Linked DNA regions of Homo sapiens: region 2 is linked to region 1. Evidence: read pairs that join two places in POLR2A ChIA-PET (ENCODE). Cell type or tissue: K562. All regions are shown on one strand. Each heading gives the region's core, and the rest is flanking DNA. Links, peaks and the distances in the headings are about the cores only. Region 1 has its middle 65 kb from the start of MIR550A2. Region 2 has its middle 110 kb from the start of MIR550A2.

Region 1 (12,814 bases), core at 3,329-11,328:
GTCTGTTTCAAGCAAGTCATTAACGCCTTTAATTTAACTCTCTATCTGCCAGTTCTAACAGAAGTTTTCATTTATTAGATTGTGAACTCCTCAATTCACCCATGGTGCCAAGGACCAAGGCTTGTCCATGAAAGAGAGTGAAAGGGTACCTGAAAACAGAACTGTTCAATCAAAAGACTGCTGGCATTCCTTTTTTGAAAGCTTGTAGCCAAACACACCACACCTCATGTCACACCAGGCAGGGCCATGTGTTCAGGTGAGCCTCTGCTCTGACCCAACCACCACACCCCTCAACTCCTATGCAGACCTCTCCACTGTGTGCTCCAGGCCCTTCATTCCATGGTGAACAACTACCTATCCAACACCCGCAGCCTCTTCCCAGATGCTTCCTCCTTCTCCTGCCTGGAAATATCACTCTCCTCTGAACAAATGCTTCCCCTGGAGCCTCCCCTACAATTCTGCCTCCTAGTATCCCAGAGTCTGTCCACTTCCCTCCATCCCACCACCATCATACCAGCTCAGGCTCCCATCGTCTTCCCCTGGGCTGCTACAGCCTCCGACACCCCCTACCCAAAGCCTGCTCCCTCTACACTGCAGAGTGTGTTGTCTTTAACAATGAATGGACCCAATCCCACTCCATGCACACAGCCCTTCAATGGCATCCCTGCCCACAAGGTCAAATCCAAACACCAAAACATATCCGAAATGCCTCGCAGGATCTGGCCCCTGCATACACCTCAACTCCTTTCACTATTCTTCCTCCTACCCACACTCTGCTCTCCAGCTACACGGTCCTCATCACAGTTCCTCAAATGATAAGACCACACTGACAACAGTGTGCAGAGCAGCCTGGGAGCAAGACTGGTGGGGAGCAGAGCCACATGAGCTGATGCAGAGTCATCCCAGGGGGATGGGCTGGCAGAGAAGTGGAAGGACGCCAGAGATACTCTGAAGCAGGACAGTAATAATAGGATTTTGTGACTCCTTGGATTACAGAGGAAAGAGGAAAGTCATGGCTATCTCTTAGAGGTCAGACTGGGCATTAGAGTAGACAGAAGTGTCATTTGCTGAGAGAGTGAAGGCATAAAAAGGGGAAGGTTTTGGAGAAAAGATGCCAATACTGCCAACCAATAACTTTCATCAATTTATGCATATTAAATAAAAATACTTATCTTTTAAATATTCATATACAACTGTTAGACCAAATGGATTTGATTAAAGATGTGTTAGCAGGCCAAGTTAATAGTACATTAAAAAAAAAATGTAGCTGGAAAAGTTTGAGATGGTAGAATTCACAGCCTATTTAAGACGTGTTTTTAGCCAAAAATCCAGGCTGTATAAGCAGTAAATGCTTGATTTTTTGAAAATAAATAATAAGAAAATATCATGTAAAACAATGGAAGCAAAACTGGCATAAAATTTAAGAAATTCAACTTTTCCTTAAAACAGGTGGAGGGCAGTGGAAGAGTGGAAAATTAATACAAAACACTATTCCATTCTGCTACAGAGCCTAAGAATACCTCATAGGCAACTTGGTTGGATCATGGGAAGAGAAGGTAGAAAGATTAACTGTGTTAATGATGACTATTCACTCCAGATGTAAAGGGGGACATCAAGCAAAATTAAAAAGGGCTTTGACATACAGACTAATCATCCAGGCCCTCAGGGCTTCTGGAACATATCTAGAAATAAAGCAGCTTAAAAAAAATCTCTCAGGTATCAAAGAAACCACTCTGAATCTCCAATGACCAAAGAAGATAACAGAGAACAGAAAATTGGAAGATGAAGTATTGTCCTCTGACTAGCCAGTTCCTTATGTGGAAGAAAAGGGATTTTCTGCTGACTACTTATGTCTACAAAAGGACATCCAGGCTTTTCTCACAAAAGCTCAGAAACAATGGAGAACTGGGTAGAGACAAGGGCAAATATTCAAAAGTGGGGGAGAAGATCAGGAACAGATCAACAGAGGGGCCACAGGGACTCTGGGCAGCCCACATTAAATGTAGAGAAGTTCATGAAAAAGATCATTTAAAAGTTCTGTTCAAAAAGCGACCTCATCGCCAGAGAGGGGATGAAGTAAGGAAAAGGGAACACTGACCCTGCCTCAGAAAGTGTGTGCTCAGCCCTCACGCATAAGTGTCTGCATATGACCAGGGGTGAGGGGGAGGAGTAGTCAATGGCACTGGGTGTCACTTCTGCACTGACGTGAAGAATCAGATATGTCTCCCGGACTCTGGCCACAGGCAGAAGCAGCTGAGGCTGGTAAACTAAAAAGCAACAACATGAAAGGAGCCTGAGTCTCCCTAAACAAAGCAGTTTACAGTCTCATCATGCTGTAATAAAAGCCACTAGTCAGTTAAGACCCATCCACTTTGCAATCTTCCAACCAGCTCCTCATTCTTAGATACAAATGTCAAGCTAGGAATCAGCAGGCTGTTGGGGATGGAAGCTTCCAATGTGAAAAATAGAAACTAATACAAATTGAAGGGGGACCTAGAGGTAACAAAGACAATGCAACAGGCAGAGAAATTTTCAAACTCAAGATTCTTTAGGTTGGAAACTAACAGAAATGACAATAAAATGTAAAAATAAAATAAGGGAGAAAAACCCTGAGAAAATTCGACTTCAAGAAGTCCAATATCAATAACTTTCAAGAAAACAGGAAAAAAAAAATGGAGAAGAGAAAGTCATTAGGGAAATAATACTAAAAAAAGTTTTCCTCCAAAGTGAAGTAAGTGCCCAGATAGAGCACACAAAGTATGCGATGAGAAGGATGAAATATCTACCACATCATGAACTTTTTGGGGACTAAAGAGAGAAAGATGAACCCAAAAGCTGCCAGAGGAAAACAACTAACCACACACAAAAGGAACTAATGGTAGAACAGCACCAGACTTTTGAAAAGCTACACTCCATCTTAGAATACAGTCGAACAAAGCCTTTAAAAGTCTGAGGAAAAATAAAAATCAACAACCAGGCAAACCAGTAATTTAGTACAAAAATAAAAAAGGAAATGTTCAAACATGCCAGACAAATGTATTTTAAAACTATCTCTGTGACTCTCTTGGAAATTACCTGAGGATATAATCCTCGAAAGGATGAAACAGACCAGAAAGAGACCAACCTGGGGTCCAAAACACAATGAATCCAATGCCAGAGAGGAAAGGGGAATTCTCAGGATGGTGGTAAACAAAACTCCCAGGGAATCGCTATACGGAAGCCCAGGGAAGGACGGGTCTAGGATGGAACCAGAGACAGAGGCTCCAGGAGGGAGGCCCCAGGGGATAGGAGTGGGAGAATTGAAATAATGGATTTTATACATTTGACAAAGTATAAAATAAGCGTTTACAGTTCAGTTGTAGATCTGGAGAGCAATTAATCAGCATACAGAACACCAAGGAAAACAAAATATTAGCAATAATTAACTACAGGAAAAATTTTAAGTTACCAAATAAACAATTATTTATACTACTTAATTCAGCAGTAAGCAATATTTTTACAGTCATAATAACGTAACTGTGGACTATTGTTTTACGTATCAGAATTGCTGAGATTTCAAAGATCTGAAAGTGGCTTTCCCTAGACAAAGGGATAGATGGGGTGGGGAAGACAGATGGGGCAAGGGACCACTGACGTACTTGATGATAAAAAGTTGAATAATGCCAAAAGATATGCATGTATATATAAAGCAGTGAAAATTCAGTTTAAAAACATACTAATAAGTAATATACCCATTGTAGAGCACATTAATAGAAAGAAATTTGTTCAATTACTTATTTGGAGACCTCTTGATATTTGTCAAAAAATACTTATAAGGAAGAAATCATAAAAATGTTCCAGATAACATTAAAATAGATGTTTGTATTCACCACCAAAAGAAATAATACAGTATATTTTAACCTTGGCTTGAAAACATTAAAGAAGAACCTTCCAAAAAAAAAGAGAAATTTTCCATACTGAAATTACCAACTACAAACTACCAGACCATGCGAAGGTATGGAGTTACAGTCATCTTACCTGGAGAATGAGGAGTCGGGGAAATGTGTAATCGCAAAAGCAGACATTTAAGAAACCGCCACCCAACACGCTGTATGTTACCTTTCCCTCCAATGTGTCGTTAGTTCAATAAATGAGTCTAAGTAAAATTAACTGAGGAAACTATTAGAATAATTATAAAATTACATGTATGACAGCTAAAAATGGAGCAAAATAGGATCCTGAAAAATGACAATATTAGAAAGAGTAAACTTCCACCTATCAAACCAAAACAATGCATACAGAAATATCAGCTGAAGAAGAGCAAAATCCTGGGACTTCAGAATCCTTCAGAAATGAATTATTACAGAACAGTAATATTCTGGAACATGAGAACAGAAAAGAGAACGGAAAGTCTAGATCCTTCTTAGTGTCGTGTATCTTTAAAACATTTTAACATTTTAAGTAAAACTTTTTATGAAATATAAATACTCACTTTGGAAATGGAATAAACACTTTTTTCTTCATTATGCAGGATCTTTAAACAAAAATTAACTAAAGCTGCAGACAATTTAATTGCTGTGGAAAGAACACTTTAAATGTATTCTCAAAGACAGTAGGCCAGGCGTTGTGGCTCACGCCTGTAATCCCAGCACTCTGGGAGGCCAAGGCAGGTAGATCACGAGGTCAGGAGATCGAGACCATCCTGGCTAACATGGTGAAACCCCGCCTCTACTAAAAATACAAAAAATTAGCTGGGATTGGTGGCGGGCACCTGTAGTCCCAGCTACTCGGGAGGCTGAGGCAGGAGAATAGCATAAGTAAACCCGGGAGGCGGAGCTTGCAGTGAGCCTAGATCATACCACTGCAGTCCAGCCTGGGCGACAGAGCAAGACTCCATCTCAAAAAAAAAAAAAAAGACAGTAGAGCACACACTTTGGAGCCATTGTCAGTACTCAAATCCCTACTCTGCCAATGACTAGCCCTGTGACCTTGGCAAGCTATTTAATATCCTTGTATCTCAGTTTCCTCATCTATAAAGTGGTTTACCTATCTCATCTGGTAACCATATGGATTAAATGAGTTTCTGATTGTAAAGAGCTTAGACTACAGTCTCACACATAAGCATTTTACACATACTGAATTTCTCCAATCAACAACAGTCTTCAAGAAAGATTGGAATCTGCAGAGGGAAAGCTTCAGAATGAGTCCACTGGAAAAATACTTCCTAAATTGGTAAATGCTAGTAAAGCTTATGTGATAGATAATATATTTTTATTGTGCCTTTCATATATGGCAACCATAAGCTAAGTTTTTCTTTCAATATTTTATTAATTATGAATTTATTCAATCAAAAAATATTTTGGAAGGCAAGCATTCTTCTGGGTCCTTTGCAAACACTACCTTATTCCATTCTCACATAGAAGACAGAGTCTCTTAAACTCATTTAGGTGTTCTCCCCTCTACTCAATCACTTCTTTAAAAATTGTCTATAATCTTCCATTTTAGTTAACCTAATAAAACACTGCACCTCCCTTTTACAACCCTAAAAGACCTCTGTTACTTTATATTTTCTTTTACATCTAAAGGCAAACCAAAGAACTGGCAGTCACTCTAAGTTCTGCTCACATCATTTATTCAAATTATATAAGAACTCAACCTTAATAGATTCCACCCACAATTTAGAGCTTCTATACAGCTTTTTTCGGTCTTCTAGCCTTAATCATGACAGCCTAAGTTTGCCAGACATCTAAGGAAAGCACCTAACATGGAAGGTAGAGACCAAAAGATGTTTAAAAAAACAAGCTAGGCTGGGCACGGTGGCTCAGACCTGTAATCCCAGCACTTTGTGAGGCTGAGGCGAGTGGATCACCAGGTCAAGAGATTGAGACAATCCTGGCCAACATGGTGAAACCCCATCTCAACTAAAAAATACAAAAATTGGCTGGGCGTGGTGGCGCGTGCCTGTAGTCCCAGCTACTTGGGAGGCTGAGGCAAGAGAAAATTGCTTGAACCCAGGGGGCGAAGGTTGCAGTGAGCCGAGATCATGCGATTGCACTCCAGCCTGGTAACAGAGTGAGACTCCGGCTCAAAACAAACAAACAAACAAACAAAAAAACACAAGCTAGAAGATGCCAAGATTATTCTGGGAGGGTAAAAACATCATTAATACCCTTAGAGAGAAAATGTGTTGAATCCATGAAACAAAAATAAAATACTATTTTTTAGAAAGGAATGTTTATAGAACAAACAAAACTACTTGGAAATTAAAAGCATGACAATGAAAAATAAAAACTCATTAGAACAGCTGGAAAAAATAAGGCTGATAAAATGTTCTAGAATGTAAAACAAAGCCAAAGAGCTTAAAAATGGGGGGAAAAAAAGAAAATAAAATAAAATTAGAGGACTGGGAACTATGAACATCCAAACAATAAAAGTTCTGAATCAGAAAACAAAGGGAATGAAATAAGTATAGAAATAATTCAAGAAAATTCCCAGAAATCAAAGGCATGAGTTACAAGACTGAAACAACCCATCAAGTGTCTAAGAGAACACATGAAAGCAGATCTACACTGAGATGGTATTGCTCTGAAATTTCAGAACCATAGAGACAAAGAAGATATTCTACAATCTTCCAGAGAGAGGAAGGGGAAGCAAAGGTCACATACAAAGGTTTAGAAACCCAAATAACTTCGGAACATCTGAATGGCACCATCTGAAGCAACCGACAATGTTTTCAAGTCTAGAGTTCAATACTTGGCCAAACAGTGAACCAAATACGAAAGCAAATAAAGACATTTTCAAATATGCAAAGTTTCATAAATGTTTACCTCCCAGCTATCTACTCTCAAGACCTACTTACTAGAAGATGAAGTCTACCAAAGTGAGAAAATAAACCAAGAAAGAAGAACAAACAGGATAAGGGCACAGGAGATCCAACAGGGGAGAGCAGTCAAGGAAATCCCAATGAGATGCCAAGAGGACAGATGTACACAAACCATGGAAGGTAGCCAGTCCAGAACCAAGTACTTACTGACTCATGCCCAAAATCTCCACATTTTATTTGTGTGAGCCTGGATGAGCCTGGACCAGATTCTTGTCTGTATTTTATCTTGGCTCCAAATGCTTTACTGCTGGCATCAGTTAAAGACACTTATGTCACTCACAGAAGTTGTTCTGCTTTGATATGCTCCAGAGAGCCAGGGTAAACAGTGGTGAATTTAGAAAGAGGGAACAGCTCTTCCCCTCATGATATTTCTGCTGGATATTCAGTACCTGGCTACTACATTTCTGCCAGATGTCCCTACCAACTGAGTCCCACATTTATCCCAGGACTAGCTCATGACCTTGCCTACTGATGTCTTTAGGAATCAGGCTCCTGGTTGAAAATCTATATGGGATTTCTCAGGCCTGGCCATATGCAAGGCTTTGCCTGGCAGGCCTCACAGGGAAAAGAAGACCTTCACACACCAGGCTTGGTGCAGAGCCAGCGTACTGTAGTCTCTCAGGGGAGTTGCAGTCAATGACTCAGCCATTTCTGGGTGATAAAGCTCTTCTTATATTTGCCTTCCTAGCCCAGGCACCTTTATTTCCTGGTCCCATTCTCTGCTGGCAGAGAGGGGCTCCTTGAAGAGGTTGCTCCCCACTCTGACTCAGACTCTGCACTCTTTGGCTCCTGGCCCTTCTCCTTTGCCCCACCACCTCAAGAACCATAAACTGCAGGAGCCTTTTGTTCCCTTTTGATGGGGGTGAGACATCCTGATCGTCACATCTCACTTATACCATTACAGTAAATGATTAAAGGCTTAATTCTCACTTTTGCCTTGTCGCTTTAACCAGCCACTCCAATACCTGGCAGCTCAGCTCCCTCCCCTAGCTCAGCTGTGCTCCTGACAGCCTCAGAAAGTTCCCTCAGGGAACCTAAAGACCATGACTCAGAAATTCTCTTCTTCTGGGAACTTTCATCTAACAAGGGCAATAGTGTCCTCCCCTTAAGCAGCTAGGTTTGTGCCTGATACTCAGTTTTTCAAAACTAAACACACCATATTTAATATATACACATGAGTGGCATAATCATAAAGAAAAACAAGGAAAACATTGGTCCAAAAGTTAGGATGCCATTTCCTCTGAGGGTTGAGGGAAGGAAAGAGAATGCATTAAGAAGGAATTTTAAGGGTATGAAAGCTCTGATAATTTATTTATTTTTTTAATCTGTGTCATGGGTATGTAAGTATTCATTTTACTAATCTTTAAAAATGTATATAAAGATTTTACACAATTCCATAGTCGTAACATTTTACACATAAAAAAGTATTTTTTTTACTAGTTATTTATTTACTGGGTCACAGATAATACACTCATATGATAACAATGCATAAAATAAAGTAAGGAATTTCACACAGCTGTTTCTGACAAGAGCCTCAACATAAACTGAAGGGATAATTTAAAAGTTCCAGTAAAAGTATTGCATGCGGTACAATAAACCAAAGTCCAAGTAGGCAGCAGTGACTGGGCAGCTATCAGTCAATAATGAGACACTCCACAGGGGCATTGTTCTGTCTGCCCCAGGATGACTCATCAGCCACACTCACTGCCCACTGTTTTCTCCAGAAGACCTCCTCTGACGGCACTTGATCTAGATGGAATCAAAGGCTAAAGAGTCTAAAAAGCTAATGAGGTATTTTGGGGGCAACCTCGGATAGGATACTGAATGGGAAAGAACTCAAAGATTCTAACATAAGATCTAAAAATCAACTTAAGTACTTTTATAATTCTAAGACATTTCTCTTACCTTAGGGAAAGGAATTTTTGTCTATCCTTCAGCTCCAGTTTTAAGGAGAGTAGTAGGAACTCTGAAGACAGAGGCAGCAGTAATCAGGGGAGAACGCTACAAAGAAAATGAAGTTCAAAAAGACAGCACCAGAGTCCTCTCTGGCCAGTCACAGCCCTGGTCTGTGAAAACCCTGGGTGGTTTCATGCATCATTTCACCATCCTAAGATTCAAAACAAATCAAGCAATCAAAGGCAGGGCTGCTAAGTAAGCAGCTGCACAAGCAGAGCAGTGGGAGTGGTGAATGGGACCAGGGCCTCGCTGCTGGGGAGAGGAGGAAGGGGTGGGAGACTAGATGGGAATAGCAAAGGGACCCAAGGGAAGTCCAGTTAAAAAGTTTTGTTGGCCGGGCGCAGTGGCTCACGCCTGTAATCCCAACATTTTGCGAGGCCGAGGTGGGTGGATCACCTAAGGTCAAGAGTTTGAGACCAGCCTGACCAAAATGGTAAAACCCTGCCTCTACTAAAAAAAAAAAAAAAAAAAAAAAAATTAGCTGGGTGTGGTGGTGCACGCCTGTAATCCCAGATACTCAGGAGGCTGAGACAAGAGAATTGCTTGAACCCGGGAAGCGGAAAATGCAGTAAGCCATGATGGCACCATTGCACTCCAGCCTGGGCAACAGAGCGAGACTTCGTATCCAAAAAAAAAAAAAAGTTTTGTCTTAATTTTGTCATGTGAGAGGGGAGGTAAGGGATGAACACATTCTGAGGCAGATGGGAAGGAACCAGGAAAGCAAGCCTGAAGGACAGCGACGGGCAAAGAAGAACTGGCAGCCAGTAGGGATAAATCTAACACCTACAAAGGAATGAGCCTTAAACAAAGGCACTTTTTTCGATGTTTCTCTGATCCCACCAGGCCTCTGTATCCCAGTATTGTACTCCCTCTTTTATTTCAGCTAGTCAGTATTTTTGGCACCCTTTTCAAAAGAGAAAGAAAAAAACTCCTGCTCAGAAACCCTGTTATTGTTTGTACTCATCCTTACATAGCAGTAAAATTTATAATACACAAATTTATAATATATAAACTTTATATACATATGTATTTTTCCAGAGAACTGTTAAACATATACATTATTTAACAGCTTAATACACTATCCAATCTATTCTTCCTCAACAATGCACCATAACCTAGCTAACCTCGAATTCCAAAATAATACTAAAATCACACTAAAGTACAAAGAAAAGCTTTAGAATCACCTGCTTGGTATCTGCCTTAGAGTCCAACGCCAAAAGTTTTTTATATTTATCAATAAGGGAAACTTAAGCATATATGAATTTCCTCCAGAAGAAACTATGGGGAAAGTTCGAACTGCCCAACAACCAATGCTCCTTCTTACTTGCAGAACAGAGATTTCTACACATTGGGTCTTAAGAAACTGGCCTTCAGAAACTGTTAGTCTGTGGCTAAGAAATATCAGGGTATCTTATGAAATAAATAACGGTAAGTATATATCAATACAGCTTCAAAAAATAATTAACAATGAGTATTTTTAAAAAAATACTAAAATACTGAGAATTCCAGAAAAAGAATTATACCATGAGTAGGCTGTGTTTGCAAAACAGATCTCACTTCATCTTCTCAAGTTAGAGCTTGGCAGCCTGGCTCCATTCATCATTTGGCTGTTTTCTATTTTCCCTTCTTCTATTTCTGGTGAAATGGACTGGCTTACATGGCTTCTAAAAACTTACATGTATATTATTTCAAAACAAATATACTTCTGAATTTAAGATGTCACAGTCAATCTGCCCGCAAATTTCTAATCTGCTAGACAAATCTCAACTTTTATTTCTCAGTATATAATACAATTTATTTTTTCAATCCTAAAAACAACTTTAGATATCCTCCTCTTTATTTTTAACCCATATTTTAAGAAGTCTGCAGCTTTATCCCTCTCATAAAATTACAAGGGTGACTAACCATCAAGGAAGAAAATATTAAGAACTAACTAGTAATTTGAAACCTCTAAATGTACTTCAGGTCAAAAAACATACAAAAATGCAATGAAAAACACTGATAGAAAAGAAGTGATAAGAGACTCTATTCAAAATAATATACATCAGGATCAATTGTGGGAAGAACCTTCAGTTTAGGATGCCTTTGAATAGAGCTAAAGAGATGGTTCCGGGTTAAGAAAAAGCCCACAAACAGCAAAAGGAAAGCTGGAAAAATGAAAACATGTGCTGCTAGTGCAGACCACCATGGGGTCCAAGAGTTGGGTAACACAGAAGGGGCCAGCTAAAGCACAAAGCAGTCAAGTGGGCAGAGTGAAACAAGCTATAGCCACTGACACTGGAAGAACCAGAGACAGCCATCTGGAAAGACCCAAATGCTCTAAGGTAAAAGCTGCCCTCATGCCACCTTAAGCAGTAGTCTACAGACTTTTTTACACCAAAACTACAGTAAGAAGACTTTACACAACTCAGCACACATACATATGTGTGTGTGTGTGTGTGTGTGTGTATATACATACACACAGCAAATGGAAGTTTCTCTAAGTAGTATCTATCCTTACTAGTCTGGTAGATGATATTATTTACTTTGTAGTATTTTTTTTCTCATCTAAAATGAAATGGGCTCAACCCACTGAATCAATTTTAAAACTCTCAAATAAGTGATAACCTGCAATTTGACAAACACTGTGCTGAAGTAGTCACTGCTTGACTTTGGGGACTGGGGAAAGTCAAGTGTTCCATGAGATCATACTTCAGCTTGAATCCTGTTCTTATACTGGTCAATTTTTGTATTTATTTCACTTGCTTTGGAATAGGTTTCAACTCAGTCAGTTACCAAGGCCTTTCATCATCCAGCACAACCACTGTTCCAATCTGAATCCCCCACAACACTCCCTGAAGAACATGCTTACTGATCTGCTTACTACCTGCTTTCCACATACTAGATTTTGGCCTTTGCCTCTCCCTGGTATGCTTTTATCCTCATGGTTTATTTCCACCTATCCAAATACCTCTGATTCTACAAGGTCACACTAAAGTAGCCCCTCCATGAAGAACAAATTTCTCCTGCCTCTGGAGTTCTAAGCACTTTATTTTTCCTTCCTTTCTATCTTCCATTCACACACACCCTGCCGCACTCCCATGCTCTCAGAGCCCAAACAGTCTTAAGAAACTACTTGGTATGAATTGTTTGTGTTGACTGAACAACTGAATACAAAAAACTGCCTACCAGGCACCACAGGGGTTAAACACTGAGAAAGATCAGGTCAGGGCCAAAACCACCAAAAACCCCTCAATCGAAACCAGAACCTTCTATTCTCCTCAGTAGATGTTGTGCCTTCTGCCTTTGAAAAAACAGTTACAACAAGCATTACAAGAAAATATGAATGCTTTCTTTAACAGATGTTTACAAATTCTTCTTTCAATTAAAAAAGTAGCCAGGCATGGTGGCACACACTTGTAGTTCCAGCTACTTGGGAGGCTGAGGCAGGAGGACTGCTTGAAGCCAGTGGTTTGAGGCTATAGTGCACTGTGAATAGTCACTGGACTCCAGTCTGGGCAACAATATAGCAAGACCCCATATTTTTTTTAAAAAAGGTAGCATAAGTGCAGATTAGCAGCTTAGCAATAATGCCATGTTTCATATTTCAACTTCTCTTATGTAAAATCTAATCTCCCAAATGTAATAAAGCTACCCATAGACAGACGGGCAGTACTTAGCAAAATGAACAGACACCACCAAGTTTCTCTCCCTCTGGCTCATTACGATGCAAGCACACAGGCCCACTTTCCCTCAAGTCAGCCTCCTTTTCTCATTACCATATTCTTTTGGTTTAACTTATTTCCCTGCATCTTGTTTCAAAAACAAAATCTTTCACATCATCTTTTAATCATGCATTTTTATTTTAGTCTCCCCAATTAAACAAAAGAATTTTCTTAGACCTAAGTCAGAAACATTAACTTCAAAGTGTCTTAAATCTATATACAAATATATTTTACATCAATCTTCTAACAGCTTCCTCATTTGATAAATGCTTATCAAGTAACTGCTAGATAC
Region 2 (12,814 bases), core at 2,560-10,559, 50 kb before region 1:
ACAAACAAAAAACCCCTAAATGCTAGATGGGAAGAGGAACTTAAAACATAACTTTCTTTCTCCAACATATGTAAAAATCCAGGCTTGAAATTGAAAGCGGGGGCTTGAAGAGAGATCTGTACACCCACGTTCACAGAAGCATTTTCCATAGAAGCCAAAGGATGGAAATAACCTAAGCAGCCATTGACAAATGAATGGATAAACACGATGTGGTGTATCCATATGAGAGGGAAATTCTGACCCATGCTACAACATCAATGAAGCTTGAAGACGTATTTCATGAAATAAGCAAGTCACAAAAAGACAAACACTATTATATCTGATTCTGATGTAGAGCAGGTGAGCCCCAAAATTGGGGCTTGCCCCAGGACTAAGGTTCTTGGCTTTGCCCAAGAGAGAATTCAAGGGTGAGCTGGCGGTGTCAGCAACTTTTATTGAAGTGGCAGTGCACAGCAGCAGTAGCAGAGGCACTGCTCCTTGTGGGGCGGGGCTACCCCCATAGGCTGTGTGCCCAGAGTAACAGCTCAGAGGCAGGTCTGCAGTCATATTCATACCCACTTTTAATTATACGCAAATTAAGGGGCAGATTATGCAGAAATTTCTAGAAATAGATTAACTTCTGGGTCATTGGCTCATGCCATGGAAATGGGTGGTAACTTCCAGGTGTTTTCATGGCAATGGTAAGCTGACAATGGGTCTGTCTTATGGAAAGGTGCTTTCGCCTCTTCCCTGTTTCAGCTAGTCTTCAATCTGGTCTGGAGCATGAGCCCTGTCTCTGGAGTCGAGTCCTGCCTCCTACCTCAATTCCACTCCTATGTGGCAACCAGAGTAGTCAAATTCTCAGAGACAGAAAATAGAATGCTGGTTACCAGGAGGTAGAGGGAGCCAGAATGGGAAGTTAGTGTTTAATGGGTACAGAATTTCCAGCTGGGAAGATAAAAAAGTTCTGGAAATGGATCGTGGTGATGGTTACACAACACTGTGGAGGTACTAATATCAACAAATCGTACGCTTTAAAATGGTTAAGATTGTAAATTTTATGTTATGTGTATTTTACCACAATTTTTTCTTTTTTGAGACAAGGTCTCACTCTGTTGCCTAGGCTGAAGTGCAGCAGTGTGATCATGGCTCACTGCAGCCTTGACCTCTGGGGCTCAAGCAGTCCTCTTGCCTCAGCCTCCCCAGTAGATGGGACCACAGGCCGGCACCTCCATACTTTTTTTTTTTTTTTTTTTGGAGAGATGAGGTGTCACTGTGTTGCCCAGGCTGGTCTTGAACTCCTGGGTTCAAATGATCCTCCCACCTCAGCCTCCCAAAGTGCTAAGATTATAGGCACCAGCCATTGTGCCCGGCCTACCACAATTTTTTCTTAAAAAATTCAGGTTTGATTCCACAGAGCCTTTGTTTAACAATGGGAAAGGTTCTAATTTTATGTCTTCTACTTTTCCTGTGGATATTATATGTTATTCTCTACATGTGTTAATTTCTGGTAAAAAAATGACTCTGTTACATTCTGCTTACAACAGAGAAATGTCTTCTACTTTTCCTGGGATATTATATGTTATTCTCTGTATGTGTTAATTTCTGGTAAAAAAATGACTCTGTTACATTCTGTTTAAAAAAGAGAAATATAGGCCAGGCGCGGTGGCTCATGCCTGTAATCCCAGCACTTTGGGAGGCCGAGGCGGGCAGAAAACGAGGTCAAGAGATCGAGACCATCCTGGCTAACACGGTGAAACCCCGTCTCTACTAAAAACACAAAAAAATTAGCTGGGTGTGGTGGCAGATGCCTGTAGTCCCAGCTACTCAGGAGGCTGAGGCAGGAGAATGGTGTGAACCCGGGAGGCGGAGCTTGCAGTGAGCCAAGATCGCGCCACTGCACTCCAGCCTGGGCAACAGAGTGAGACTCCGTCTCAAAAAAAAAAAGAGAGAAATATATATTACTCAATACATAGGAGTCCACCCAAAAAATTATAAAGAGGTTGTTCTTTCCGTACCCCCCTCTGTGAACCTCTTGTAACACCTCATGACAATAATGAGAGTAGTTATGCAGGTCAAATTCCTTACCGATAATGCTCCATCTTCTAACCATCAGTGAAAATTAATCTTTTTGTTTCATTCACTCATCCAATAATAAGTTATTACTAACATATATTGAACAATTACTATACTATGTGCCAGGAAATGTGCTAACCACTGGGCACAGTGGTGTAAGCCTGTAGTCCCAGCTATTCAAAAGGCCTCCAAGGCAGGAGGGCTGCTTGAGGTCAGGAGTTCAAAGCCAGCCTGGGCAACATAGCAAGACCTTGTCTCAAAAAAAAAAAAAAATAGGATCATACCTAACATACATAATTCATCACACTCAAATGGCCATAGAGCTTTAGAGCTGGGAAATACAATTAGCGATCTTCAAATTCAGATGCCCTCATTATTGTTTACCTTCTTCTATTATGAAAAATTTCAAATATATTCAATAGTAGTCAAAGAGCATAATAAACTTCTTTTTATACTACAGTAAACCACTCAGTGTCAATAATTATCAATGTATGGCCGATCTTGTTTCATATTTACCCACACTTATTTTCTTCCATCTCATATAACTTTTTTTGCTGTATTTTTTTTAACTTTTTATTTGGAAATAATTTCAAATTTACAAATAAGTTGCAAAGATGGAAATAATAAAAAGAACACCCATTACCATTTACCCAGATTCACCTGTTAACATTTGTACTGCTTATTTGTACACGCTATCTCCCCCTGCACAAACACACACTCACACACACTTTTTTTCTGAACTATTTGAGGCTACATTATAAACATCATCATCTTTTACTCCTAAATACTTAATGTGTATTTCCCAAGAAAATGACATTCTCTTATGTACCATGGTACAGTTATCAAATTCAGTAAATGTAAACTAATTCAATCATTTTATTTTCTCTACCATTTGTATTCCAATTTTGTGACTTGACCCAATAATTTTTTTTTTCTATAGAGATGGGGTTTTGCCATGTTGCCCAGGCTGGTCTTGAACTCTTGGACTCAAGCAATCCATCCACCTTGGCCTCTCAAAGTGCTGGGATCACAGATGGGAGCCACTGTGCCCGACCCCAATAATGTTCTTGACAGTATTTCTTTTCCCTCCATTAGAGGATCCAGTTTTAGGTCAGGTATTGCATTCAATTGTCAGATTTTATTATTTTTTTATTTATTTTATTTATTTTTATTTTATTTTATTTTATTTTTGAGACAGAGTCTCACTCTGTTGCCCAGGCTGGAGTGCAGTGGCGTGATCTTGGCTCACTGCAACCTCCACCTCCCAGGTCAAGCAATTCTTCTGCCTCAGCCTCCCAAGTAGCTGGGATTACAGGTGCGTGCCACCATGCCCAGCTAATTTTTGTATTTTTTTGTAGAGACAGGGTTTCGCCATGTTGGCCAGGCTGGTCTTGAACTCCTGACTTTAGGTGGTCCACCAGCCTCGGCCTCCAAAAGTGCTAGAATTACAGGCATGAGCCACTGCACCCAGCCTGTCAGTCTCTTTTAATTAAGAAAATTTCGGCCTGGCACAGTGGCTCATGCCTGTAATCCCAGCACTTTGGGAGGCCGAGACGGGCAGATAACGAGGTCAGGAGATCAAGACCATCCTGGCTAACATGGTGAAACCCCGTCTCTACTAAAAACACAAAAAAATTAGCTGGGTGTGGTGGCGGGTGCCTGTAGTCCCAGCTACTCAGGAGGCTGAGGGAGGAGAATGGCGTGAACCCGGGAGGCGGAGGTTGCAGTGAGCCGAGATTGCACCACTGCACTCCAGCCTGGGCGACACAGTGAGACTCTGTCTCAAAAAACAAAAACAAAAACAAAAACAAAAAAAAAAAAAAAGAAAATTTCCAGAACCTTTGTCCTTTATGACATAGACTTTTTGGAAAAATAAATTCCTCTTTCTTCTTTTAAGATGTTCCTTGTGTGGAGGCTGTCTGCTGTTTCCTTATGATTAGATTCAAGATGTGCACATCTTGACAAGGTGACTCTAGTCAGTATACTGACTAGGTGATATTGTGTCCTTTTCAGGGTATCACATCTGGAGGCATATGATGGCCAGTGTCAATACTGATCACCAGTTAAGGTTGTTGCCTGATTCATCCCTGTACAATTACTGTTTTTTTCCTTCTTAGAGATAATTAACAGTCTGTGGGACAACACTTTGAGATCAAGAAATATCCTGCTTATCATCAAAATTTCCCCTAGATTCAGCATCTGTAATTAGTTACCCACTGCTATTATGCCAAATCTTAGTAGCCTAAAACAACAGATACTTATGAACTCAGACAGTTCCTATGGGTCAGGAATTTGGCAGTGGCTTGGCTGGGTGGTTCTGGCTCAGGGTCTCTAATGAGGTTGCATTTAAGCGCCAGCCAGAAGCTGCAGTCATCTGAAGGCTTGCCCAGGGCTGGAGAATCTACTTCCAAGATGATTCATTCACATGCCTGGCAAGTTAGTGCTAGAACTGAGAAGGCCTCAGTTCCTTATCACATGGAACTTTCCATAGGGCTACTTGACTGTCATCATGACATGACAGCTGGCTTCTCCTAGAGAAAGAGATCTCAGAGAGAAAGCAAGGAGAAAGCAGTGCCTCCTGTGACCTACTCTTGGAAGTCATACACTGTCATTTCCACCATATTCATTCTATTTGCCCACTTGATTCAAGGGGAAAATTAAGCATTAACTTTTTTTTTTTTTTTTGAGACACAGTCTCACTCTGTCGCCCAGAAAATAACTAGAAATTGCTTTAAAAATTATTTTGATTAGAAATTAAATATCATAAAACTTAACCTTTAAAAAAATCACAAATAGACAATTTGTAAGATACATTAAAAAGTACTATATACTTCTAAGAAAAATTTAGCTTTAAAAGCATTGATCAGAAAATAAGAGAGGTGAAAACAACAGAGCTAAGCATTTCCCTTGGGTATCAGAAGAGAGGAAACAAAAAGAAGTGAGAATAAGGACAGGAATTGGTGACAAAGAGAAACACAATAAAACCAAAGAGGACTAAAAAAAGGTATAACTTTAAAAATATTAAAACAATAGACCTCTAGAGCAAGTCTAATGAAGGAAATAAAAGATGCAAACAAAAAGCAAATGAAAAAGGGAGAAATAACTATGGACTCAACATAATTAAAATAAGAAGAGTAGGCTACACAATTTGCTAATAAATTGTAAAACCTAGGTAAAATGGATACATTTCTGGAAAATCATAAAACACCAAAACTGGCACAAAAAGAAATAGAAAACTTGAATAGAACAAAAAGCATTCAAATATCTGAAATAGAAATCAAGTATTTTCCCTCCCAAAAAGCCCTAGAATGAGATGGTTAACATGGATGAGTTATTAAACTTTTAAAAAAATCTTTTCCAAGTTGCCAGGAAGTAGGAAAAATAAAAAAAAAAAGAACACCAAAAACAAACAGACACAACAGCTCTTAATAGGAGACCAATATTAATTCCAAATCCAAATAAGGAGACGTCAACCAAAGAACAAAAGATCACTTCGCAAATACGCATATACACAAAAATTCCAGTAAGAATTTTAACTGACTAAATTCAAAAGGCATTATCCATTTGATGACATATATAAAATGGGCAAAATTCCTCTAAGGACATAAACTACCAAAGTTCACTCCAGATGAACTGGAGAGCTTCCTAATGAAATTGAATTTGTAATAAAAAACCTACCCACAAAGAAAGCTCCAGGCCGTGAGGGCTTCACTGCCAAATTCTACCAAACACTTAAGGAAGAGATAATACCAATTCTACACAAAAATCTCTCTGAAAACAGGAGACAGAACACTTGCAAATAATTTTAGGAGATGACATTACCCTGAAACCAAAACCAGACAAAATCATTACGAGAAAAGAAAACTACAACAAATATTCCTCATGAATAATAGACGAAAATCCTTAAAAATATTAGCCAACCAAATACAGCAATATAGAAAAGAAATACTACATTTGAGCAGGTGAGGTTTATCCCAGGATACAAGCTAGATCAACACTCATATATCAAAAAATGTGTCGACTTCCAAATATGGCCGAGTTAAGAAACTGGTATCTCCCATTCTCCAAAACAACTTTAAAGTTGGACAAAATTATTTAAAAAAACACTCATATAGGGTTCTAGAAATTAACCAAAAGGAAGCAACAACGTGGGAAGCATTGATTCATAAAAAACTGAGAAACTCTGGGTAAAAACAGTGGGAGTCTGTGGCATTTTTACCTAGTTTGCTCCCATCCACCTCGGCACCACCCCCATCTCCCCCATACTGTTAGTGAAATAGTTCTTTTGAAGGGGGCAGGATGGAGTATGACTAGTCATAAAAATAACCTTTACTACTGGAGCAGGCTGACCTGATTTGGGGCAGACAGCTAAAAACCTACACTCAGAGGCACTATCAGTAAAAGTAGAGAACTCAGTAGGAAATGAAAGGCTGGGTAGCCTTGCCACTCTCTTCCTTTAACCAATGTCAAAATTAAGAATTTATGAGCCAATGCCCTTGATCAAAGTTACGTATTTCTAAAAATACTAAAGTTACAACTAAGTTATTTCTAATTTGCAAATAACATAGCTTATAGCATTTTTTGGCCCTGGCATAATTTTAGGCTATGACAGAAAATGACAATAATCGCTTTAACCTGAATTAATACCTTAACTGGTTCATGTTCCCCAGTGAATAAAACAGATTCCATAAATGCAGGACTAGGGTTATTTCACTTGTCTTCCTGCTCGCACTCTGCATACTGGCTGACTCACCCACCTTTCAGCTCTCATCCTCAGAGCTGACTTCCAGGATCCTTCCCTGATGCTCCTCCTGTGTATTCCTGCAGCACTCTGTACTTCATTTTTTATCATAGCCTTTATTACACTGTATTATAACTGCTAAGAATTGTTTCTATTTTCCGAATTTTCCGCTAGACCATACCTTAATCAGTTTTCTATCTCTAGGATACTTTCTACTATCAGACACACAGGACGTACTGAATGAATGAATGAATGAATACATTTTCAACTATAGTTTTAAAGTTTTAAAAATCTTTCCACAGATTGTAGACCACCCATTTAATGGTCCATGTGTTTTCAATCTTTTAAGCAAAAACAACCCTTGTTCTTATTAAAACCTATATGAAAGAGATTAAGGTTAAACTGCCCTGGGTAAAAGAGAGGCTAGGAGACAGGGGAGTAGACAGCCCTCAGGGAAGAGTCCTGGGAAGTCGTAGGACTTCACATAACCCAGTTTCAAAACCATAGCATTAATCTAGTACAGAAAGAAGAAAATCACCAATAAAAATAAATTATAGGAAAAAAGGTAGTTTATTTTTTCCATGTTGGTTCTTGTGCTGCTTTTTTAAATTAAATCTTTGATAGCCTCCTGACTTAGGATGTGCTGATTAAAACACCAAAATAAAATAGGCAAAGCAATTATGGACAGGGAGAATCCTTAAAATTATAAGACAGACTTCTCCATTTTATCTTCCCTTCTACTCTAATACCAAAAACAAAAATCTTCTTTAAATAAGACTAACTTAGATTAAATAATCTATAAAGGCTTATAAAAGCCTTTTACAAGTAATGACTTGAAAACTGGGGAGAAAAAAGAATGAGACTATAATACGATCTCCAGTTAAGGCTCTAAAGATGGTGTCTTTACCAGTTACAAAGAAGCTAGAGAAAAACGACTGTATAGACCTTAAAATTCGATCTTTAATCTCTAGAGTTTTCCTGCTTTAAAATTTTAAAATTTTAGTGATATAGAAGGACCAATAAAATAAGAGATTGTTTTAAGAAACTAATTTTGGAGAACAAAAATCTATATACAATTACATTTACTTTCTATTATATTAAATACATAAAATAATAGGTGAACAGACTTCATCCTAGAATTTCATTTAATAGTGATACTTGAATAACTCAATTTATTCTTAGCTTATTAGATTCTTTTCAAGTCTTTCAAGTTTAAGCAAAAAATGCACTTACGTCATCTGCAATACCAAAAATTTTAGATGTCAAGTATTTAAGTATGACAGTTCCAAATAACCAAAAACATCCTTGAATAACCTAAAAAAAGAAAACAAAAATAACTTTGATGCTTCATATTCCACAGACATAGGCTAGGAAGAAAAAAATAAATGCTTTAATCATACATGAAATACATATTACTATCTACAAGAGAAAATGCTAGAAAATGCATCTCAATTTAAAATCAAGCATGTTGCTCAAAATCAAGGGACAGTAACTAAAAATAAAAATATAATCATACAATCTTATCAAAATTAATATATTTTATAGAAGATTTACACAACCACTGCAGTTAAATTCCCTTTAACAGTTTCTTATACATGCACTGTTTCTCAGATGAAACATGAGTAATAAATAAAACTGGAATTTTTAAACTACATACCCAGGATTAACTTTAACTTGTTTCATAAAAAGGGCAATTTGGTACATTAAAACTGAGCCCTAAAATACTATAAAACTGTTGGATCCCCTGAGTTACATAGATCATTTTCTTAAAAGTAAAACATAAAACCAATGATATATTTTAGAGAAGAAAAAACATAAGCATTAAAATAGATTGATTCTCACCCATAAACTAAGTTCAGATACATTTATTTTCAGGAAATGTGGTTTCATTGCCAGAATACCCTGAGTAGAGAAAAATAACATAGTATACACAGTTAATACTTACAGACATAAATTCAAGTACCAAAAAATTCTTCTAAATGATAAGATTCTCAAGTATCTAAAATTGAGCAAACAGTCAACTTTCCACATACCATCCACATGCTCATGTCTATAGTCAGTGACTTCAAGGTATAGCCCTATTATCCAAAGTCAATTAGGTGAAAGCGTGACTTTTTAAAGTTGAAAAAGGAATCACCATATGTAAATGTCTATCACTGATTTGACATATCTGATTTATCTCTGAGCCATGAGGTATATAACATTTTCAGAATTGCATACAGGCATAAGATTTTCCTTTAGCTAAAAATTACTGACTCTTAGGGTAAACAACAAATGAAATGTTAATGGATCAACTAAATACTTCTCTTGTCAAATCTTAAGTATTTTCAGGTAGTAACGCTCCCAAACTGTATTACCCTTGGGGAGCTAAAACTACTTCAAACATCGCAAAAATATGATTAGAGATCACAACATAAATACTTGAAACCAAATTAAATCTTTTTGGAAGTTTCTGAATAACTGAGAATACAAAATGTGATACAATTCAGGTTTCAAAGTGATTAATTATAAATATATGCAAATATGTTTATAGTTAAATATGCACAAACATGCTGTACTCCCTGTTATCATTTATTTTTATACACCAAAATATATGGAATATACATAAATATGCTTAATTCATATCTAAGACGCACCTCAGTGTGAAGCATCTGGCAGCATACCTGACATACAGAACTGAAGAGAAATTTCCTACAAAAGGCACTTAAATTAGATTTTATTTATATGTAATATTTGATTCAGTGGTTTCCTTGTCCATAGTACCAAGATTCATGTACTTTATCCTGGGTGATAGCAGTACATGACAAAGTACATATGTAATATATACAACTGAGTACTTTGTCACTTTGACACAGAACTGAAGAACTACACTTATTAATCCCGAAGTTATGATTTTTCTTGTTGTTGTTGCTGAAAAATACAGCATCATGCTAATTGCTAATTTCTGTAGCTAAGTATACCCAAGGTACAACCTGAAAAGGGTGGTGGCCCAGACTGGGAAGAGGCATATTTTTAAGAAATGCGTTTTTAAATAAATATTATTTGTAAAATAATAAAAATGGAGGTTTCAAATGTAATGGCTTCTAGAAATTAAGAAACCCCAAATGATCTGAGTAACTTAATTACTCAAGAAGTAGAATACATTCCAATTACGACAGTGCAATGTGCTTTTAAAGTCATCGGGAAACTAAAGCACATGCACTTTAAACATAAGGAATAACAAGTTTGCAAAACATTTTAATGGAAACCCACCAAAAAAAAAGGCAGTCTTTAAATTTCAGAAGACTTTTAGACTTACAAAGTCATCCTGCCAGCTGGGCGCAGTGGCTCACACCTGTAATCCCAGCACTTTGGGAGGCCAAGGTAGGCAGATCACCTGAGGCCGCGAGTTCGAGACCAGCCTGACCAACATGGAAAAACCCCGTCTCTACTAATAATACAAAATTAGCCGGGCATGGTGGCATATGCTTGTAATCCCAGCTACTCAGAAGGCTGAGGCAGGAGAGTCACTTGAACCTGGGAGGCAGAGTGAGCCGAGATTGCGCCATTGCACTCCAGTGTAGGCAATGAGAGCGAAACTCCATCTTTAAAAAAAAAAAAAAAAAACACAACAACAACAACAACAAAAAAAAGTCATCCTGCCAAATGTAGCAGAAGGAATTAGATGACCTTCCATCAATTTGTTCTAATTCTGTAAAATAATCTCTCCATAAGCTAAAGCTGTTCTTGGTAGTGATTTAGCAATATAAAATTGAATCATCACCTTACTTAAACCTTCTGAATAAGTCCATACAAGTAGACAAGGGGCAAAAAACAAAACAAAACAAAACAAAACAAAAACCCTAAGTAACCAAGGCCTTGATCTTCTGATCACTGTGGAATGAAGAGGGGAGGCTGTTGTAAGACTGCAGTTTGAGGAAAGGGGTTCAAAAAGTGGAGCAGGAGTAGGATAAAAATGGAAAGGAGGAAGGGAGAAGAAAGCATATAAATCTTTCTGAAATGATACTAATTTTTCATTGTTTTTTTTTTCCTGTTTTAAAAGTGAGTACTTAAACACCATCACATCTAGAATATTAAGTAAGACACTTAAGATGGTTCCTACAGAAAACCCTCATGAATCCTAAGCCAGTGAAGAAGAAATTGTTAAACCATTAATTTCAAAAACAGCCAAATAAGTAAGGAATATTTACCCAAATAATTACCAAAGAAGCAGCATAATAATAACATTGAGTTCCCAAACATCACAACAAAACAAAGTGCAAGAGAAATCTGGAAAAAATCCAAGAAAAAAATATAAGTAATGCACATAAAACAAAAAACCTTTGTTTTTTATTGTGAAAATTGTACATGCCCATAATAAACAGAATTCAAACTGTTCAAAAGGGACTATAAGATTAAAACAGCCCATTATCCATCCCACACTTCAAGCTCCCAGAGATAACCATCAACAGTTTCCTGTGCATCCTTCCAGACAACATGTATAAATTCTAGTTTATATATTTTGTTAAAACACAAACGGACACTTACCCCACAAGCTATACTATTTCTTGCTTTTATTCGTAATATGTTTCAAAGAGCTTTCCATATGCATGCAAGCCAATCTAATACATTCTGCTTAAGAACTGGAAAAAGTATTCTATTCCACAGATGTACCCTAATTTAACTAGTCCTCCGAATACTGCAAAACACTTAAGAGCTTTCCACTTCTATTTTGTTTTGTTTGGATCTTCCTAATAAAAACACTGCTATGATAGACATCCTTATGTGTATACCTTATGTACATGTCAGTACATTTATGAATAAATTACTAGAAGTGAAACTGATGGATCAAGGATATCCACATTTTTAAATTCAATACAAATATTGACAAATTGGCCTACAAAAAGATTGTGCCAATTCCCTTTCCCACCAACTGGGCAGGAGAGTTCCTATGGATATATATTCTGGCAACACTGTATTATTCTTTTAAATATCTGCCAATCCAGTGGGGAAAAAATGTTACCTCATTGTTTCACTTTTCCATTCTTTTAATAGTAGATGAGACACAGCACCTTTTATTCTATTTGCTGGTTATGTTGTCTTGTGTGTATGTGTGAACTGCTTATTCCAACTGCCCATCTGTCTATTGGGCTTTCATTATTTTCCTTAACAGCTCTCTTCATATATTACAGAACATAGCCCCAATATCCAGAATATACAAGGGACTTAAACAAATTTACAAGAAAAAAACAAACAACCCCATCAAAAAGTGGGCGAAGGATACGAACAGACACTTCTCAAAAGAAGACATTTATGTGGCCAACAAACATATGAAAAAAAAAGCTCATTATCACTGGTCATTAGAGAAATGCAAATCAAAACCACAATGAGATACCATCTCACACCAGTTAGAATGGTGATCATTAAAAAGTCAGGAAACAACAGATGCTGGAGAGGATGTGGAGAAACAGGAACACTTTTATACTATTGGTGAGAGTGTAAATTAGTTCAACTATTGTGGAAGATAATGTGACGATTCCTCAAGGATCTGGAACCAGTAATACCATTTGACCCAGCAATCCCATTGCTGGGTATATACTCAAAGGATTATAAATCATTCTACTATAAAGATACATGCACACATATGTTTATTGCAGCACTATTCACGATAGCAAAGACTTGGAACAAACCCAAATGCCCATCAATGATAGACCAGATAAAGAAAATGTGGCACATATACATTATGGAATACTATGCAGCTATAAAAAAAGGATGAGTTCATGTCCTTTGCAGGGACATGGATGAAGCTGGAAACCATCATTGTCAGCAAAGTAACACAGGAACAGAAAACCAAACACTGTATGTCCTCACTCATAAGTGTCAGTTGAACAATGAGAACACATGGACACAGGGAGGGGAACATCACACACTGGGGCCTGTTGGGGGTGGGGGGCTAGGGGAGGGATAGCATTAGGAGAAATACCTAATGTAGATGACAGGTTGATGGGTGCAGCAAACCACCATGGCACATGTATACCT

What was found. Peaks named below come from ENCODE experiments on the same cell type or tissue, not always from the same donor. Only the 100,000 strongest peaks of a DNase experiment are listed, where the experiment ranks them.
Region 2: POLR2A ChIA-PET joins it to region 1 with 5 read pairs; 2 of 35 experiments call an interaction of 5 or more read pairs at or near these places.

The regions. Positions count from the first base shown.
Region 1 is chr7:32,661,822-32,674,635 of GRCh38, forward strand. It overlaps the pseudogene DPY19L1P1. Among named protein-coding and RNA genes, the nearest start is that of MIR550A2, 65 kb to the right of the region's middle. In K562, for the core only: no CTCF peak of the experiment used is centred there; DNase peaks (open chromatin) are centred at 7,490 and 8,530.
Region 2 is chr7:32,612,375-32,625,188 of GRCh38, forward strand. It overlaps the pseudogene DPY19L1P1. Among named protein-coding and RNA genes, the nearest start is that of MIR550A2, 110 kb to the right of the region's middle. In K562, for the core only: no CTCF peak of the experiment used is centred there; DNase peaks (open chromatin) are centred at 4,547 and 6,347.